Linked DNA regions of Homo sapiens: region 2 is linked to region 1. Evidence: chromatin contacts called from ENCODE Hi-C or POLR2A ChIA-PET data. All regions are on one chromosome and are shown on one strand. The core of a region is the stretch at or near the end of the contact, and the rest is flanking DNA. Distances in the headings are between cores, read along the strand shown. Region 1 holds the start of LRIG3 (leucine rich repeats and immunoglobulin like domains 3). Region 2 holds the start of GIHCG (GIHCG inhibitor of miR-200b/200a/429 expression).

Region 1 (5,340 bases), core at 2,146-4,645:
ACCATAAGGACTATTACCCCCACCCCACCCCCAACTGTGGTCCGGACCATAAGATTTATAACAGGTCAACACTAAAGAAGTCACACCAGCAGAAACTACCTTTGGGACTTTCGCCTGGGTCCTGTTGAGAACTCAAACATTTCTACATAAGACAAATAATTCTGAAATGCCAGTGAGAATTTAATAATACTGGAAGTTCTCATTGGCAATTTAGCAACTTTTCCGTCTCTGGGCTAAATAACATTCTAACAAGCATTCCTCTTTAGGTTGAGAACTGTTTAAGCGCAAACTCTTGACATAAACTCTAGCTTGCCTTTAATGGCAGTTGTGAGCAAGGCTTGGCGTAGTTACTGGGTTGTTTTTTTTTAGACAAAGTCTCGCTCACATAGTTACTCTTTAAGAGCCACTTTCATTAAAGCATTAGAGGTTATTTTCTAAAAGGAGTACTGATACAGTATTATTATTTTACAGCTCAAACTATTCGACTTTTCACACATGGGACTCCTATAGTAATAAATCACAACCAAATAAAGTGGAAAAAATACATACACACGTAATTTTTCTTAAACTTGCAAATTCAACAAATGAAACAAAAGATAGACACTGAACTTTTTCTGAAAAGTGCTTTCATAAGCCAGTCCAAAGACAAACTCCTACTATTTTGATTACCCAAGGAAAGGGAAGGTAAGATATGGGGAACAAAAACATGCATTTTTCTATTTATATCTGAACTCGGAAATCATCTCCTTAAGACGATTTTTCTAATTACGAAAAACTTTAGTAGCTTTTTAGACCACCTATTCTAAAATACCAAATAACAGAGAAAGTAAAACTCAATTCCACGTGTTTTTCTGCTCCTTTCAAAAGTGGAAAGAGGAGACCTCTAGAGCTTTAGGTACAAACAAAAGAAATATTTACAATAAAGAATCCAGACCACATGGTTTGGTGACACCTACAAAGATGGTTAAAAGTCACAGAAGTACAGGAATGACAGAGCTGTCCAATAAGTGATCACAGCAGGGTTCCTGACAACAGACTGAGTGCTTATTTATACAAGTGGAACTTATTTTCACATACATTTAAGGAATGTGGGCTAGTATTGAGACAATTTACTGCTGGTGGAAATGTAATTAAAGACTGTGCTAACCAAATAAACTCTAATTTGTTTTTAGTGTGCCACCAAATTATCTGCAAAACAAAATCCTAATTAGGTCAGCTACTTTTAAGACAATGTTTAAATAGGTATCGAACCCCTTTTGGTTCAACTCAACTTCTGATCAAGGGCAACACAGATTTTTTTTCTAAACATCTAAATCCAGGAAAAAAGAAAAAAAGTACTGCACACTAGCATGATCACAATAGACAACTTGACATTGAAAAACTATCGAATACAAGTTAGATGCCGTGAATAATCTAAGCATATCTAAATACACTCCAGGAAGCACTGTATTCATTTTCTCTTTCTCATCCCTCTATTATTCCTAAGTGTTCACCTCCAGTCATTTACATGTTCAGTTCCATATGTTGTCAATAGAGCCATTCACTCATGAATAAGGCAGCATGACCTCCACAAGAGGCAATTTAACAGAATTAGCCACAACTAATTGAAAGTCTCCCTGCTTTCGGTTAAAGACCTTATCTCCTCTTCCAATTGCAATAAAAACTACTAAATAAAACGTCCCAAGAAATTAAATATCAATCCAATACTAATTCTACTTTATTAAACTAAGGCTTATTAAAAACACAAGGAATATACTTTCTGATGGCCAACAATTCTACATTCACAAAAGTTATTTAGATTAGCACAATAATTTTAAAATATAAATTCTTAAACACCTGACCAAACCTCCTACCACATTAGGGCATTGGAATAGTTCACTAGAATTGTTTTAAAAACTTAAAATTTTCATTGCAATTCTGCTAAGTCAAAATATAAGATTACGTATGAAGTGCACTTTTATTTTAAACAGAACAACTACTTTAAAAAATACAAATTTTGATTGTTTACTTTTTACAGCACTCCAATTTTAAAACTGGGACTGAGGAAGAAAAGAGATGACATTTGGAAAAGATCAGCATTTCCAACTAAATTACATTTTCTTCCTTGTTCTTCACGCAGTTGGCAGTGATTTCAGGTTTTCAGACTTCGCAGCTAAAAATCCAAAAACTTGCATAAGAGCTCCCTGCGCTCTCCCCTAAACCGTCTGGGCGTTCTGAGGAGCTACAGAAATCACGCCCTTGATTCTGGATAATCGAGTTCCGCCCTTTCCATAGCTACCGACCAGTCTTTACAATCTGGTTGAGGAGTGGGAACTTACGGTCTGCTAATGTGAAAAAGCAAGCAGAGGGAGAACAACAGAAGTACGTCCACCATAACTTGGAGAATGACCGAATTCTGTTGAGGGGGCTTCCCAAATGAAAAGCCTGACTTCAGTTACTGGGTGGGAACAGGAAAAGGAGTCTGACGCAGCTAGAAACTAAAACTGAACCAGACTCATAACTCAGCGAGAACTGCAAACTCCTGATGTGTGCAGGTTGCCGCTTATCTCCCCTGGGCCTGGCAGGAGCAAGCATTTGAACCCCTTGGCTAGCTTAGGGCGCAGGACTTCATCCCCAATCTCTGGCGTCGTTACTGGCCCCCAACCCTGGTCTACCTGCAGCCAGTTAGGACGCGCCAAGAGCCCACCTGCGCCGCCCGCAAAGCACGTGGGAGGGAAACTGAGGCCCGGACAGTTCTTTTTCCACGCCCACGGAGCGCCGATCGCGGCCTGGGCCAGAAGGAGCTATACGGCAAAAAGGGGACTGCACGCCGAACCCCATTCCCCGCCGGCTCCTGTTTTCTCGAATCTCCAGCGGCCCGGGCCCCCTCCCCCCGCGGGAAGAATACTTACAGCCGAGCGACCCAGGACGGGAGTGGCTCGGGAAGACGCGCTAGCCGCTTACGACTGCAGTCCAGCAGGTCCCCGAGGCAGCGGCAGGTAGTGGGGCATGGGCGCTCGGCGGCTACCCCAGAGGGCTGCCCGAGTTCCCCGCGACCGCCGCTGTCTGACCGGCCAGCGCGCCCCAGCACCGCGCACAGCAGCAGCCCCAACCCCGCGGCGCGCGCACGGAGGCTCGGCGCGCTCATCGCGGTCCAGCGGCCTAGGTCTCTACCCGAAGCTCCCAGCCGGCGCGCGCTCGGGGCCCGGCACAAACTTCCAGCCGAGGGTGCACGCCCGCCCTCGCGGTCGCGTGCGCGCTCCTCCCTCGCGCTGCCCGGTCAATTCCTTCTTTTACTCCCGGCGGCGAAGCCCTTTCATGCCCCCAAACAGCAGGAGGGAAACCGAAAAGAACTGCCAACTGCAACAGAGTTGCAGCTTGAGCAGCGTCGGCTCGCCGAAGCCCCTTCTTGTCTGCAAAAGAAACTTTTTCGCCTCCACCCCGCGGCACTGCGCCAAGTCCCCGCGCGGCGGAGTAGCAAGGCGGGCGGGTAGAGGCCGACGCGCGCCCATTGGCCGACTCGGCTGCGGGCGTCCCCGTGGCCACGTGACAATAACACCGCTCCAGCCGGGGGCCTACGCGCGGGAGAAAGTGGAGCTGAGATTGTAGGAAATTCAGAGTTATATTTTCCAGCCTCTCCAGCCAGAAGTCTCCACTACGTCGTGGGAAACATATATCAAATGGAGTTGAAAGGCAAAAGGAAGTGAGCAAATACTGGGCTAGTTCTCGGAGTTGGAGGTATTTAGGAGAACTTCAGGGAAGTAAAGTTTAATTAGCAGTGTTTTCAGGAAACTTTTCAATTCCAAATTAAAGACACTGATAAATTATCCTACCATCCACAGATGAAAGAGTGGTTTCAATGAAAACAGCTCTTTCAACGTTAATGCTGGTGGGTGTTCCCCCATACATCGGCTTCAAAAGTAAAAACAATAATAAAACGTAAAACTCGTGGTTTTGGAAAGTGTATATTGAATTACAAATAGCCAGCCTTCGTGCACTGGATAAAGCTGGGCGGGGTGGGGGATGGGAGATGACCTTCTAATAGACCTCGATGGCAATCATAGATTCCTGGTAATAGTAATAATAAAAGTAGTCACAGTGACATTTCAAAGTAAAATGAAAACTAAGACCTTGGAGGAAAAAATTAGTATATGCACCTTGGTCCACTTGCGCTTTGAGTAATGACACATGTTGATTGAGAATGCTACCAGGGTAAAAGTACCTCCCGGCCTCCTCAGCTGGGGGAGTGGATGTTTGGGGCTGGATTCAGGCTACAGGACTTCCCAGTGAAGTTTGTTCCTTAACTTACAGGTGATCAGCGCCACAAGATGTTGAAACTAATGGAGACCGCAGAGATCATGTGCTAAGGGGCCTTCCTCCTCTGGGTAAGGAAATAGACCTAGAGAACGTAACTAATGTGTTTGTTGCAAAAAAAATAAAAATAAAAGCAAGACAGAAAACATGAACAAACCAAAAAACAAACCCTGGAAGCTTAAAGTAAGTTTTCACTTCTATACATTGTTTATTGCATGCTGTCTGCCCAAGCTTGTCTGTCCTTGGAGTTGCGTAAACTGCTCATGATTGAGGAGTGGAGATAGCTTGTGGAGTTGAGACTTTAACCCTGACTCTAAGGCCCATTGATTTTTCACTGTAGCAAATCACTCCCACTTACGGGGGAAGGAAAAGACTCACTTTGAAGTTAACACACCCTATTTTAGATATGGTATCCCATTTTCTTATTTCCAGCTACCATTAACAACAACGCTACTACCTTTTTGGATGATGTATAATTATAATTAGAAAATATCTATAATGATGGCACCTTGGTTTTGAATTTATGATTTTGTCTGCTTGGGAGTAGACAAAACACACTACAGTCATAGTAAGGATTTTCCAGCTCAGTATCCCCCATCTATTTTTATTTATTTTTTTTATTTTTTTATTTTTGAGATGGAGACACTCCAGTCTGTCACCCAGGCTGGAGTGGGGTGCAGTGATGCGATGTCGGCTCGCTGCAACCTCTACCCCCTGGGTTCAAGCAATTATCCTGCTTCAGCCTCCCAAGTAGCTGGGATTACAGGTGCCCACCACCACACCCGGCTAATTTTTTTGTATTTTTAGTGGAGACAGGGTTTCACCATGTTGGCCAAGCTGGTTTCTAACTCCTGACCTCAGGCTATCCGCCCGCTTTGGCCTCCCAAAGTGTTGGGATTACAGGCGTGAGCCACCACACCCGGCCCCCCATCTATTTCATACAAGGAAAATTAGGTATAATTCATTGAAGTTTTTAAAAAGAAGAAAGATTCCATTGTACACATGCCATTATGCATAAGCAAGGTAACATCAGTATGGAGGCTTGCT
Region 2 (5,850 bases), core at 2,164-4,663, 980 kb before region 1:
ACATGATGATAGACATTAAAAAGTTACTTGTAATTGAACAATATTTGTTAGAATTATAATGCTTATTCTTGATGTTACTCTTCCTCCATTTCTTGATCTCATCACTGCTTAGATTCTCCAAAATCTTGCTTCATAAATTTGTCCTGTTTTGCAGCTTAATCTTGTCTTTTATTTTTTTCCCCTGCTCCTAAGGAACCCCATTCCCCACCTCCCTAAACAAATCAACAAGCCTTTCAATTCTACTGCTTTTTATACCTCCTCTTCTTATATTCATTGGCCAATTGTTTAAAGTCATCAGTGATTTCCTTAATCATCAAATCCAATGAACTTGGACCCTCCTTGATGGCTTGCTGTCTCTGTAGTATTTGACAATATTGACAGAACTTTCCTTCTTGAAACCCGGAATCTTAGTTCCTATGAAACCCACTCTCCTGATGTTTCTCTTAGCTTTCTGATGACTTTTTCTCTGTTTACTTTGTTGGTTTTTCTTCTTCACCTTCTTTATATGTGGGTGATTCTCAAGGTTCTGGCTTCAAACTGTTTCACTATTCACTCTTTTTTTTTTTTTTTTGGCAGTTTCAAATACTTTCAAAAGAAGGGTATACACTTTTTTTTTTTTTTTTTTTTTTGAGACAAGAGTCTCACTCTGCTGCCCGGGCTGGAGGGCAGTGGCTGCCTCCCCTGCTCAAGTGATTCTCTTGCTTCAGCCTCCCATGTAGCTGGGATTACAGGTGTGCGCCACCACACCCGGCTAATTTTTGTATTTTTGGTAGAGACGGGGTTTTGTCATGTTGGCCAGGCTGGTCTCAAACTCCTGACCTCAAGTGATCCACGTACCTCAGCCTCCCAAAGTGCTGGGATTACAGGTGTGAGCCACCACACCCAGCCTACATCTTCTATTTAACTGCTTCTGATCAGTTCCTCTCCCAACACCTGTGTGATCTAATCCTAACTGTCCACTATCTAGAAAGACAGAGCTTAACTTCTTAACTTCTTCTAAAAAGATCTTTCCCTTCTGAATCCCATGGTACTTTTTTTTTTTTAATGGCACTACTTTAAAACTTGCATTAGCTCCTTATGTGTTAAGACTTGTCTTACTTTCTGGCCTATAAAGTCGCTTTTCCTTTTTCTTTTTTTTTTTTTTTAAGGAGATGGGGCCCCTGCTCTATAAACTTCTTTAAGAAGATTTTCTTCTTTTTAAACTTTTATTTTAGGTTTGGGGGTACACATGAAGGTTTGTTGTAAAGATTATTTCATCACCCACGTATTAAGCCTAGTACCCAATAGTTATTTTTTCTGCTCCTCTGCATGCTCCCACCCTCCACCCTCAAGCAGACCCCAGTGTTTCTTGTTCCCTTAAGATTTTCTAATTCAACTCTGCATCTCCTATACTGTAAAGCACAGTGTTTTGTATTTTTTCATTTGTTTTTTCAACATACATAAGCACTGACTATGTATTGTGCTAGGAGCTGGGTAAGTGGTTAAAAAAAACCCCGTGCTTTCTGCCCTCAGACAGTTTAGAGTCTCGTGAAAATACATATTGTGATATATAATCAATAAAACTTTATTGAAAGAATGAATCTTACATCTTAAACTCCTTTTTCATCTTCTTTCCCCAAACTCCTGACCTACATTCCTGCGCCCTTTCCCCTGATAAATCCCACAGATTTCTCAAATCCAGCAGCTGAATTGGATTCATGTGCTATGGATACACATAAATAAGTTTGCCCCATGTTCAAGAAACTCACAATAAAGCACCTTCTCTCCCCAAACCTTCTGCTGATTTTAGTATCAATGTTACTAACTCCTTCTTATTACCAAGGGGAAATCTTGGTATTCTTTTTGACTTCTTCCTCTTTTTCATATTTAATTCTTTAATTCAAGCAATTATCCCTCTTGTTGAGGTCCTTTCACCTATAGCAGAGGTTGAAAATTAGTGACCCACAAATTGTATCTAGCTAGTAGAGGTGTTTTGTTTTGTATAATATTATCAAAAATATGATTTTCCTGTTTCTCCTGAAAAATCAGGCAACACTGAGTCCTTATTTTTGCAAGAATTGGCTGGAGTTTTAGATGGGACAGCTCAATCAACTCTAACATTCCAATCTCTATCACTCCTTGCTTTTGTCACATTCAGTCCATTTCCTCACTTATGAAACTTTCTTAGTCCCTAATTTAGGCATCTGAGTTTGCCGTCTCTGGCCTATATGATCATAGACTGTCAGTAGTGGAAGAGATATTAAAAGATCAACTCGTCTAACAGTCTCCTGCTTCCTCTCCCCACTCTTTAAGAGACGGAGAAATGAGGTCTAAAGAGCTTACATTACCCAATCAATTTCATACAGCTAATGTGTAACAGGATTCTATAATATGCCATTAGGCCTCCTCCCTCATACGGATCATGTTAAACTTATATTTTCCCTTTGGTTTAATTGCTAGGAACCTCAGAGCCCAATTTGTGGCACCCCTCTAGTAAATACACGGACCTTTTGGTATGAAGTTTTGGGGTATTAATATACCCCTGGCTTTATTTTGTTTTCCAATTACCTTTACCTCAGTTTCTCTTCATCATTTTCTCCTATTATAGTGTGTATTTTTTTTCCCCAAGCATACTCAATCTTTTGTGAAAGAGGTACATCCGTACAGGCGTAAACTGTCGGGCTGTATTGTCTGGCTCCCAATTTCTTTCTTTCACTGTCATTCTGCTTTGGCTACTCACATTCTCTGTTTTCCTTGACAGCCAAACTTCTTGAAAGAATTGTCTTCACATGCTGTGTCCACTTCATCCTGTCTTTTCAATTCACTGTAAACAGATTTAAAGCCTTCAATGCCTTCTTTGTTGCTATGATATTAATACCAAAATTATATTGTATTCATCCATATATGAAGGACACAAAATGGTTTTCCCTAAATTATCTCAACTATGAAAAAATATGCAGAGAAAAAAATTAATAGGTAATGCATGAAAATGTTACTTCTGGGTAGCTGGATGACTGGTGAGATTTATTTTCTTTTAAAAATTTTCCACAGTTTTAAAAACAAGCGCATTAGAACACATCCCGATGTAAATTAGAAATTCTCAACTTACATTTTCTAAAAGGAGGCAGAAAACTAGAGAAGCGACAGTGAGGAGCCACTGGGCCACACTTCATTTCACCTTAAGACTGACTCAGAGAAAAACAAGAGGGTACGACTCAGATCCCCGGGGCCAGCAGCAGGGCCGCGGGGCACGACTGGATAACCGCTTGTGAAGAAAATTTTAAGAGAGCCCTCACGACCCTTTAGCGCATCCTAAAAGACCTCTGAATATCTCTGCCTCTCCCGCTAACGGCTCCAAACCGCAGATAACGGTCAATCGCCTCCGGTTGTCCTGGTAACAGCCAGCAACCACAACCCTGCCTGCGTAACTCCTCCCAGAACACCGTGCGTCTTATCGCTTCACTTCCGGGTTCGGAGGGCCGACTTCTTCCGGAAGTATCTGCCTGCCAGTCACCTGGCGTTTTCTGGCTGTGTGGCTTTACTAGACAGAATGTGGCGTATTGTTGGGCAGGGCCCTGAGGACCCTTTTGTTGTTTCCCCCCCGTTTAACAGGACTGGAAAGCTAAGCAAAGGCTTTACTCTCACGGAATTGGATGAATTGGACGTTAGTTTTTAAAAAGCCGAAGGGTACATGTTAGCTTTATTTAACCATTCCACAATGTATATATATTTCAAAACATGTTTTATACTATAAATATAATTTTTATTTGTCAACTAAAAAACAGCATTAAGTGTTAAAAGCTGTTAAGTCAGAATATAGAGATGAATCTTTGAAATTAGAATGCTTTATTTGGGAAGAAAATAGTAATTTGGGGCATATATGTAGACTGGGGTGGTCTTCGGGATGTCTGAAGAGTGAAGAGGTTAGAGACTTTATAAGAAGGAGAAATGTTACGTATTGGTCTCCAAGAGAGTTTATTGGCACTATTAATGTTTTGGTGGGGTTGGCAAACTGATTGCTGAGTGACGGTGGTGGGTAAAATTAGTCTTAGAATTGTAGCAGACTGTCTTAGTAGCCTTTAGATTAAATTGGTTTTAAGTGTTAGCAGGCAGTTTCAGCAGCCAGGCCTGTAGAGAATTATATTTTTCAAGTGATATTTGTGACCTGAATGTTTTTTCCCTCTGGCCTCTCCACTCTTTAACTGGTATGACAAAAGTGACCCGATTTATATGATCAACTTTCACAGCTGACAGGTGGTAAACTCTTTACAATTATATGTAATTTATTTGTTACTGTGATAGATTTATACAATTTTAAATAATTTAGTTCCCATTAAAAAAGCAATTATTTTTGCTTTAGAAAATGAAGGCCAAAAAAACCCCCAAAACACAAAACCTCCAAATCCTACCCATTTAAGGACAACCAATGTGAATACTTTGTAGGAGTCTTCCAGACCCTTTCTATGAATTATAGTAAGTACAAATTCAAAATGGAATCATACTGTATATGCTAGTTTGGAACTTAAAAAACTTTTTTTTTTTTGAGACAAAGTTACTGTGTTGCCCAGGCTGCAGTGTAGTGGCCCGATCTCGGCTTACTGCAACCTCTCCACCACCTGGGCTCAAGCAATTCTCCTGCCTCAGTCTCCTGAGTAGCTTGGGATTATAGGCGGCGCCACCACACCCAGCTAATTTTTGTATTTTTAGTAGAGATGAGGTTTCACCATGTTGGTCAGGCTGGTCTCGAACTCCTCATCCCAAGTGATCTGCCTTCCTCGGTCTCCCAAAGTGCTGGGATTACAGGCATGAGCCACCCGCGCCCAGCCTGAATTTTTTTTTTTTTTGAGCTGTTGTCTTGCTCTGTCGCCCAGGCTGGAGTGCAGTGGCGCGATCCCAGCTCACTGAGGCAGGAGAATTGCTTGAACCCAGGAGGCAGAGGTTGCAGTGAGCCGGGATGGCGCCACTGCACTCCAGCCTGGGCGACAGAGCAAGACTCTGGCTCAAAAAACAAAAAAACAAAAAAACAAAACAAAACACCCAAAAACTTTTAATGAACATATTTTGTTTAAAAAAGACACTTAACATGGTTGTATATATTCCATTATACCTCTTGTTGGATATTTAAACAATTGATGTCTTCCCCTGCCGCCCCTTTTTTTTGAGGAGGAGGTGTCTTGCTGTATCACACAGGCTGGTCTTGAACTTCTGGGCTCAGGCAGTCCTCCTGCCTTAGCCTCCCAAATAGCTATGATTACATGCCACTGGCCTGGCCATTTTTGCTCTCAATTAGTGCTGCAATGGAGAAATGAAAATCCTTATAGCTAAATCTTTGCCCTTGCTCTAATTTCTTTGTGGTAATTCTTTTTCTTTTTAAAACTCATTTGTATTTGCTGTTCATTATCTCTTCCTTAATGTGTTTTTATTCCATACCTATGTCTTTATACTGTATACAGATGAAGTTACACATGGCATCCAAAGCCCACTTGATTTTTTAAAGTTTATTTTTCTGATTATAAAGGTAATACATGCTTATTGAGGAACATTAGAAAATTTCAGGAGAATGTAACAAAAAAATTCCAATACCTAGACAACCATTGATACTGTGGTATGAATTTTTTTCCATCTGTTTCTTCAACAATGAGTATTGAAACAGTTTTAGCTAATTTAGTAAGGAAATGTTGCAGCTTTTGGTTTGTACGTTTTTACTTATTCCTGTAGCTGAAGGGTATTGCAAATAGTATCCAGAAATAAAGCCACATACCTACAACCAACTGATCTTAGACAATGACAACAAAAACATATAATGGGAAAAGACACTCTATTTAATAAATGGTGCTACACAAAGTGGATAGACATGCAGAGGAATGAAAC

Evidence for each region. Hi-C counts contacts between places; a loop is a spot of excess contacts on that map. ChIA-PET counts read pairs that join two places held with the same protein, here RNA polymerase II (POLR2A). Pooled maps may share reads with other maps.
Region 2: a pooled map shows a loop between it and region 1 (3-fold over the local background). The contact joins the promoter of GIHCG here to the promoter of LRIG3 in region 1. A Hi-C loop is called at or near these places in 1 of 168 maps with a recorded cell type or tissue (gastrocnemius medialis), 3 of 37 single-sample maps with no recorded cell type and 9 of 50 pooled maps. POLR2A ChIA-PET finds 5 or more read pairs at or near these places in 2 of 52 experiments (MCF 10A and Panc1).

The regions. Positions count from the first base shown.
Region 1 is chr12:58,917,109-58,922,448 of GRCh38, forward strand. It overlaps LRIG3 (leucine rich repeats and immunoglobulin like domains 3), which reads right to left and starts at 3,396. Exons shown (of 19, transcript NM_153377.5): 1 at 2,892-3,396. The coding sequence starts at 3,127. It overlaps LRIG3-DT (LRIG3 divergent transcript), which reads left to right and starts at 3,596. Exons shown (of 6, transcript NR_183518.1): 1 at 3,596-3,682; 2 at 4,291-4,364. RefSeq lists an enhancer at 2,293-2,562 and silencers at 2,943-3,022, 3,443-3,552, 4,171-4,280.
Region 2 is chr12:57,932,751-57,938,600 of GRCh38, forward strand. It overlaps GIHCG (GIHCG inhibitor of miR-200b/200a/429 expression), which reads right to left and starts at 3,414. Exons shown (of 3, transcript NR_038269.1): 1 at 3,089-3,414; 2 at 2,720-2,803. RefSeq lists enhancers at 2,839-3,339, 3,340-3,840.